2 separate regions of the Homo sapiens genome follow, and region 1 is linked to region 2. A link is a contact called in ENCODE Hi-C or POLR2A ChIA-PET data. All regions are on one chromosome and are shown on one strand. Each heading gives the region's core, a stretch centred on a gene start or an enhancer-like site at or near the end of the contact. The rest is flanking DNA. Distances are from core to core; before and after follow the strand shown.

Region 1 (4,291 bases), core at 16-2,515, 330 kb before region 2:
TAAACAGCAAAATCACTAACAAAAAGCACGAAAATGCAAATTAAAAAAAAAAGATTCTAGACCATAAAAAGGACACCTTTTACAGTACGAGAGCTGAAACTAGGCAGAGCCTTGTCGACCTCAGCTCGGGACATGCACCTGGGGTGGCAGCTCCACCCACATCTCAGAGTGACCTTGAGAGTGCCCAGAGTGTTGATTTGGGGCTTACAAATAAATTTTAGTCAGTAGAAGAATCTGAAAATATGGAATTCATGAATAACGAGGGTTGTCTGTATATATTTACAGAGAAAAATTTGTGCTTTAGTGGAAAACTGCATTCCTTAGAGCACACTGTTCAGGGTTATCAGATTCTGCAACGGTTTCACTCCTTTCCTTGACTCTGAGCTATTTTACAGCTCTGTAAATTACAGATAACTGACAGGAATGCAAAATAATTCTTGTCTGTAGACATGCAAATAATTTCTGTTCAGTGGAGGATCAATTGAGTCCCTGCCTGCCATGGAAAAAGTCAGTTTTGCATCCATCTTCAAATTTGTTTCAACATCCTGATCTATATATATCTCTGCTTTTTTATGTCTCCCTTGAGTTGGTTTCATAGATTTCTGACCCTAGCATTATTTCCTGAGTTAAAGAAAACCTGTGACACGTGTTCATTTTGTTTACATGACAGTCGGATTGAGTGCTCCTTTTGGAGGCCTGGGGTCCGCTCACCTGTGTGCAGCGACAGCCAGCCTTTACGGTGGGCGATGTAGTGCGGCGCGTGTGCCTCCTCGTAGGTCACCGGCTTGTCCCCCTTGCTTACGCGTACTCGGGCCGCCCGGTTCTAGGAGCAAAAGGGGCCGTGACTCCACGAGATCCCCGATCCAGACCCCTACTTCGCGCCATGTCCCCCCAGTCAGCTGGCACTGTTCCCCGGCCCCAATCCCCTGATCCCTAAGCCCCGACCCTAGCCCCGCCTCGGACCCCAGCGACACGCCCCCTTCAGCCCGCACGGCTTCCCCGGCCCCCGGCCCCCCGGCCCCCAGGCCCCCAGGCCCCTGCCCCGGCGGTGCTCACCTTGGCGCAGACCGGGGAGGTGTGCAGGGCGCGCCAAGCGCAAGGCAGCTCTCGGCTCCAGGACAGCACCTGTGGAGGGAGGGCGCGTGAGGCGGAAACTAGGGACCCCACCTCCGACTCGCAGGGACCTGCCGAGTCGCCCCACTCACCCGTGGCCCCAGCAACCCGCTGCACACGGAGGCCGCCATCTTGGGCCAAGCGGAGCGCGGGACGTACCACAGCGCGCTGAGGGGTGGGGACGACCGCGGACGAGACCAAGTCGGAGCTCGTACTCTGTACTCTGGCGGGGGCGGGGCAGGGCCTCTGCGGGGCGGGGCCGCGGTATGCTGCTAGCTGTTACTCCCGCCTTCCCCGCAGCCCTGTGAATGCTCAGCCTTGTGAATGCTCATCCCGCCGCTGTTCGCTCTCCCGCGGTTGCTGCTTGCATAGGGTTTCAGATCCGGAAATTTGAGGATGCGAAACGTGAGATTTTCTCTTCGACAACCTCACGCTAGTACGGGTGATGGGTGTGCGGCCCACCGGAGCCCGCCCTGCCCAACCTGCACCCTCGGGGCTCGAAGAGGAGCCAAGCGTTTCCCCAGGTCCTAGTTATGCCTCCAAATAATATTCGTAGAAAAACAAAACAGAAAAACCCTCCAGACTTTTATCCACAAATAAAGAAGAAACATATTTTGGTTAAAACGTCACCCAATTCTTCAAGGATGACTTACGCAGTTATGCAAGAATGGGTTTGCCACATGTGACCACAGTGGTGACTGGCCCCTGAGGAAGGAAAATTTTAAGTACGGGGAAGGGGCCGGAGGGCAAGGAGATTCGTGAGAATATCGCAGGGCCTGTAATGCTGAAACCAGTGCGTCGCCACTATTATTGGTATCCAGTAATTATTAATGTCAAACGGAAAAATAGCAACGCGGGATATTTTATTTTAGAAGTCACCACGGTCATGGAAAAAACACGGGCTCTGGAGTCAGACCCATGTATAACAATCTTTGTACAGTTAAGACTCAGTTCTATTATCTATAAAATGGGCCTTAATAATAGTACTACCTTATAGAGCTATTAGGATCAAGAGAATATTTAATCAATGATGGGTTGTGTTTGGTTGAGTGATGTGAAATTGCCAATGTTTTGGCCGTTCTGGGTCTACATCATTCCCCTTAATGGTACAGTACTTGCATACTGCTGCGGTTTCCTGTCAGGGGGAGGACTGGATTATGATCCATGGGAAGGGGAAATGGAAGAACGGTGGAAATGAGTTGCCCATGACCACACTGAGAAGAGGGAAAGAGGGACCAAGACACAAGTCTCTTGACTTCAGTCCAGCCCATTTCCCATGACCAAGATTCCTCTGATTACATGAAGGTGGGTTCTCAAAAAACCCGTAATAAAAGGACAAGGTCTTCCATGTCCACTTCACCAGAAATGTTTTATTCTTACTTTTTAGGAACTGCGGCCCCCAACTGTTATGCATATTGAATAAAGGGACAGAACAGGGATGAGGTGCCCTCCAATGCATACTTTGCAAATGTAAGAACTTTCAACATTTCCTAAGAAATCCTTTTCAACTGACAATTATTTTTTAAAGTTTTCATAATGTTCAATAATTTTATAATTGTTAAGTTTCATTAATTTGCTCCAAGGTGGTGAGGAACATGGGATGTGGCATCTGAATTGCCTGAGTCCAAATCGTGGACCCAATGCTTCCTGGCTGTGTAATTTGGACAAGTGACTGAACCTTCTGAGCCTCGGTTTCTCTCATCTGTAAACTGGGGACAATAATGGTGGTTGTGAGAAGTACAGTATGATGTGCCTGGCAGAGGGAGAGAGCAGTTGTGGGTTTTGTTGTTGTTTTTAACGAGTCCCTGATAGCCACATATCCCGTTAGGGAGATGAGCCAGCTATTGAGGGTTCTGTGAGAACTCATAGCAACACCACCCTAATCAGAGGAAAGGGGAAGGAGAAAGGGAAACAAGATCCTTGGGCTGATCAGAGGCAGAGGTGGCAATGGCACAACACCTATTGGGGCCCAAGGTGGGCAGGGGCCACACCACGAAGGCTGTGGTTGGGAATCAAGTTTAGCCCATAAAGCAGTAGGCAATCAAATGATCAAATTTATGCTTTCCTCTATTCAAGCCATTCTCCCTTATGCCTGAGATCTCTCTCTGGAATTCCAAACCGATCTAGATCTTTCCAAGCATCACAATGGCCATTTCAGTGGCAGACATTTCTGGGGTTCAAATATCTTGTTATCTATCCTTTATTAGCTTTGTTTATACTGTGATTGGGGGAAAGGGGACGTGTCGGTCTTTACATGATTAAAATTACTTAAAATGACTTTTATACATCAGTATGAATGTTATATTGTTTTAAATAATCAGCAGAAAAATCTGACTGGGGATGTTTTATTTTTCTGTAACTTCCATTTGTTGTTGTTTTGATGCACTTTCCTTCTCCTATTAATTCCATAAAGGAGGCAGTATTTCCAGGCTTCACAGAGCAGAAGATGGAGGCTCACAGACTCACCTGAGGTTACAGAAGTAGTAAATGGTAGCAGGCCTTTTTGCTCCAAAGCATGTGCTCTTTCAGTATCACTTCCTGGGGGTGAGGGTTCAGACCATGTTAGGATCAGGGAATGGCCTGGGTTTCTGTGGCTTGCTGCAGACAGCTCCCAAGTGGCCCTCAAGGACTGCCTGGACATGGAAAGGCCAGGAGCATATGACCCCATGTGAAAGACCCATCTGCACCCTTCCTGGAGCCTAATGCAGAGACAGGGATGTAAAACTGCTTTTTCTCTGACATGAGCCTTTGTTCTGTACATAATAACCAAGAACCAGAAGTTGCTCCTATGCTCTCAAAGCAGTGATTTGCAATTGCATGACAGAGCCCCCTGGGTTCCACACCACCTCTGTGGGGAGAGGGCAGGCACTCACACTTTTAAAATGCCCCTTAGATGATTTCAATTTGCAGTCGGGGCTGAGAACCAGTGTCCTGAACTCACTCAGTTTATTTGGGAGACTCCCAAAATGTGTATTTGCAGAGCCCCCTTTCGGGGAGAGTGCTGTTGGATGCCCCTGGAAGATTATGGCAGCTCTCTAAGGAACATAGCCATAGTCCACGCCCACCACTCTTGGTCACAAGGGCAGAAGAAGGGAGGAGGGGTCTGCTGGGAGGTCAGGACTTCTTTGAGATGATCTGTCCAGTTGGGTGCAGCACAGCCACCATGGGCTCACCCAGA
Region 2 (4,485 bases), core at 1,374-3,873:
TGAACTAGTTTACAGTCCCACGAACAGTGTAAAAGTGTTCCTATTTCTCCACATCCTCTCCAGCACCTGTTGTTTCCTGACTTTTTAATGATCACCATTCTAACTGGTGTGAGATGGTATCTCATTGTGGTTTTGATTTGCATTTCTCTGATGGCCAGTGATGATGAGCATTTTTTCATGTGTTTTTTGGCTACATAAATGTCTTCTTTTGAGAAGTGTCTGTTCATATCCTTCGCCCATTTGTTGATGGGGTTGTTTGTTTTTTTCTTGTAAATTTGTTTGAGTTCATTGTAGATTCTGGATATTAGCCCTTTGTCAGATGAGTAGGTTGCAAAAATTTTCTCCCATTCTGTAGGTTGCCTGTTCACTCTGATGGTAGTTTCTTTTGCTGTGCAGAAGCTCTTTAGTTTAATTAGATCCCATTTGTCAATTTTGGCTTTTGTTGCCATTGCTTTTGGTGTTTTAGACATGAAGTCCTTGCCCATGCCTATGTCCTGAATGGTATTGCCTAGGTTTTCTTCTAGGGTTTTTATGGTTTTAGGTCTAACATGTAAGTCTTTAATCCATCTTGAATTAATTTTTGTATAAGGTGTAAGGAAGGGATCCAGTTTCAGCTTTCTACATATGGCTAGCCAGTTTTCCCAGCACCATTTATTAAATAGGGAATCCTTTCCCCATTGCTTGTTTTTGTCAGGTTTGTCAAAGATCAGATGCTTGTAGATATGCGGCATTATTTCTGAGGGCTCTGTTCTGTTCCATTGCTCTATATCTCTGTTTTGGTACCAGTAGCATGCTGTTTTGGTTACTGTAGCCTTGTAGTATAGTTAGAAGTCAGGTAGTGTGATGCCTCCAGCTTTGTTCTTTTGGCTTAGGATTGACTTGGCAATGCGGGCTCTTTTTTGGTTCCATATGAACTTTAGTTTTTTCCAATTCTGTGAAGAAAGTCATTGGTAGCTTGATAGGGATGGCATTGAATCTATAAATTACCTTGGGCAGTATGGCCATTTTCACGATACTGATTCTTCCTACCCATGAGCATGGAATGTTCTTCCATTTGTTTGTATCCTCTTTTATTTCATTGAGCAGTCGTTTGTAGTTCTCCTTGAAGAGGTCCTTCACATCCCTTGTAAGTTGGATTCCTAGGTATTTTATTCTCTTTGAAGCAATTGTGAATGGGAGTTCACTCATGATTTGGCTCTCTGTCTGTTATTGGTGTATAAGACTGCTTGTGATTTTTGCACATTGATTTTGTATCCTGAGACTTTGCTGAAGTTGCTTATCAGCTTAAGGAGATTTTGGGCTGAGACGATGGGGTTTTCTAGATATACAATCATGTCATCTGCAAACAGGGACAATTTGACTTCCTCTTTTCTTAATTGAATACCCTTTATTTCCTTCTCCTACCTGATTGCCCTGGCCAGAACTTCCAACACTATGTTGAAAAGGAGTGGTGAGAGAGGGCATCCCAGTCTTGTGCCAGTTTTCAAAGGGAATGCTTCCAGTTTTTGTCCATTCAGTATGATATTGGCTGTGGGTTTGTCATAGATAGCTCTTATTATTTTGAGATACGTCCCATCAATACCTAATTTATTGAGAGTTTTTAGCATGAGGGTTGTTGAATTTTGTCAAAGGCCTTTTCTGCATCTATTGAGATAATCATGTGGTTTTTGTCTTTGGTTCTGTTTATATGCTGGATTACGTTTACTGATTTTCGTATGTTGAACCAGCCTTGCATCCCAGGGATGAAGCCCACTTGATCATGGTGGATAAGCTTTTTGATGTGTTGCTGGATTCGGTTTGCCAGTATTTTACTGAGGATTTTTGCTTCAATGTTCATCAAGGATATTGGTCTAAAATTCTTTTTTTGTTGTGTCTCTCTCTGCCACCCTTTGGTATCAGGATGATGCTGGCCTCATAAAATGAGTTAGGGAGGATTCTCTCTTTTTCTTTTGATTGGAATAGTTTCAGAAGGAATGGTACAAGCTCCTCCTAAAATGTGGCACATATACACCATGGAATACTATGCAGCCATAAAAAATGATGAGTTCATGTCCTTTGTAGGGACATGGATGAAGCTGGAAACCATCATTCTCAGCAAACTATTGCAAGGACAAAAAACCAAACACCGCATGTTCTCACTCATAGGTGGGAATTGAACAATAAGAACACATGGACACAGGAAGGCGAACATCACACACCGGGGACTGTTGTGGGGTGGGGGGAGGGGGGAGGGATAGCATTAGGAGATATACTTAATGCTAAATGACGAGTTAATGGGTGCAGCACACCAACATGGCACATGTATACATATGTAACAAACCTGCACGTTGTGCACATGTACCCTAAAACTTAAAGTATAATAATAAAAAAAATGCTTACTTTAAAAAAAGAAAGAAAAGAAAAAAAAAAAAAAGAAGGGTTCAGGCCGCTGTGGGAGGCCCAGCACCACCCAGCACAAGACAGTACGGTATCCCGCCGCGCGCCCGACTCCACCTGGCGAGCAGGGAGGGGCCAAGCTTACGCGAGGCGTGGCATCCCGCCCCTCGCTGCATTGTACTTCCGGGCTCACATTTCTGCATCCGGAGTATGAGAACCCTCAACCAGGCTGACCGGATCCGGAAGTGGATTGCGAGCCAGGAGGAGGAAGCCGGCGGTGGCCCCGTCAGCAGCCGGCTGCTGAGAGGCCGGTAGGCGGCGGCGGTCCCGAGGGGCGGCGGCCGCGCTGCTCCCTGAGAACGGGTCCCGCAGCTGGGCAGGCGGGCGGCCTGAGGGCGCGGAGCCATGAAGCTGTACAGCCTCAGCGTCCTCTACAAAGGCGAGGCCAAGGTGGTGCTGCTCAAAGCCGCATACGATGTGTCTTCCTTCAGCTTTTTCCAGAGATCCAGGTGAGCGGCACAGGCTGGTGGGCCGTGGCGGTCGGGCGGAGAGGACTGGGGTGGGGGTCCGAGTCGGAGTGGGCCTGGGGTCGGCGGAGGGATGAGGGGAGGGTGGAGGAGGCCAAGGGTAGGGGCAGGGCGGGGTGGCCGAGTGCCCGGGGTCTGAGAAGGCTGGTGTCCGAGTCAGAGGCGGGGCGGGGTGGGGAGGGCCCGGGGTCTGCTGTCCGGGCTTGGTCTCCTATAATGGAATCTGGCCGTGGACTCTACCTTTGAGGAACCAACATTAGCTCTTTAAGAGCTTATACCATTCTAGAATATAGTTCTCTACTCAGTGTTTTTCAAATTTCTGTCGTGTAAAAATTTTAAGGAGACTGTGAAGTAGTGCAGATTTCCAAGCTTCATGCCAAGATGTTCTGAATTAGTAGATTGAGGCCTCGGTATTTATATTTTAGACCAACACTTCCCACCCAGTGATTCTGACTCTGGGAGCTTGGGTGCCGCATCTTGAGAGCCATATTTTGATTTTCTTGCGGGGCTTCCCAACAATTCTGTATGAGAGATAGTGATATACTTTTTTTTGTTTGTTTTTAATGGGTGAAGTCACTGAGGTACCAAGAGGTTATATCACAACCAGCTAGAACTGAAAGCCAGGTTTAACGCTTTTTAGTTGGACACTAGTGGTACAAAAGGATTCCACACGGAAGATGCAAATGAAGCATGGGATCTGTAGGGCTTACAGGCTTTTACTTGTTTCTGGGGCGCTTTAATTGCTGGAACGTGTTAGAAGTAACACAGACACTTCCAGACCATTCGTGGGAGGGATTGGGGTGACTCAGGCACGAAAGAAGGAGGACCCTACATGGTCGGTATCTATGGTCATCTTGTCTCAAAATCTGATGGAATCTGCCGTTTGGATTCTGTTTTCCCTGCTTCAGTGCAGCTGGTTCTTGATGAGAGTTCTTTGCCAAGGACTTGCTGGATGTAAAAAAAAAAAAATGTTATTTTGTTGAAACTTTCTGCTTCTTTGAGTTCTTTTAAAAAAATATTTTTAATTGTGGTAAAATGGTACACAAAATTTATCTTCACTATCTTTAAGCGTGTAGTGAGTGCATTGATATGAAATAGATTGATAGTGTTGTGCAGCCATCACTGTCAATCGTCTCCAGAACTCCTTTTTATCAAATTCGTGTCTATTAAACACATTCCCTTCTCCCCCAGCCCATGGCAACTGCCATTCTAATTTGTCTCTGTGATTTTGACTTTTCTGGCGACCTTAGATAAATGGAATCATATAGTTTTTGTGTGTCTGGCTTATTTCATGTAGCATAATGTCCTCAAGGCTCATGCATCTTGTTGCATATATCAGAATTTCTTTCCTTTTTAAGGCTGAATAATCCATTGTATTATTCACCACATTTTGCTTATCTGTTCATCTGTCAGTGGACACCTGGGTTGCTTCCACATTTCAGCCATTGTGAATGATACTGCTATGAACATGGATGTACAAATATCTCTTCAAGACCCTGCTCGCATTTTTTTGGTATTTACCCAGAAGCGGAATTGCTGCATTATCTTTTAGCTCCTTCTTGGGGTTCTTGGTCTTTGCAGT

Evidence for each region. A loop is a pair of places that touch in the nucleus more often than their neighbours do. ChIA-PET counts read pairs that join two places held with the same protein, here RNA polymerase II (POLR2A). Pooled maps may share reads with other maps.
Region 1: a loop to region 2 is called in a map of naive thymus-derived CD4-positive, alpha-beta T cell, with 7 times the contacts of the local background. The contact joins the promoter of MRPS24 here to the promoter of YKT6 in region 2. A Hi-C loop is called at or near these places in 1 of 168 maps with a recorded cell type or tissue (naive thymus-derived CD4-positive, alpha-beta T cell) and 8 of 50 pooled maps. POLR2A ChIA-PET finds 5 or more read pairs at or near these places in 2 of 52 experiments (HEK293 and MCF 10A).

What each region holds. Positions count from the first base shown.
Region 1 is chr7:43,868,252-43,872,542 of GRCh38, forward strand. MRPS24 (mitochondrial ribosomal protein S24) reads right to left here and starts at 1,266. Exons shown (of 4, transcript NM_032014.3): 1 at 1,206-1,266; 2 at 1,057-1,125; 3 at 712-823. The coding sequence starts at 1,244. It overlaps URGCP-MRPS24 (URGCP-MRPS24 readthrough), which reads right to left. Exons shown (of 7, transcript NM_001204871.2): 5 at 1,057-1,125; 6 at 712-823. The coding sequence ends at 735. It overlaps LOC124901620 (a long non-coding RNA gene), which reads left to right and starts at 1,395. Exons shown (of 2, transcript XR_007060296.1): 1 at 1,395-2,583; 2 at 2,697-3,391. RefSeq lists silencers at 978-1,037, 1,338-1,397, 3,665-3,840 and an enhancer at 1,628-1,747.
Region 2 is chr7:44,198,355-44,202,839 of GRCh38, forward strand. YKT6 (YKT6 vesicular SNARE protein) reads left to right here and starts at 2,624. Exons shown (of 7, transcript NM_006555.4): 1 at 2,624-2,885. The coding sequence starts at 2,782. RefSeq lists a silencer at 2,731-2,800.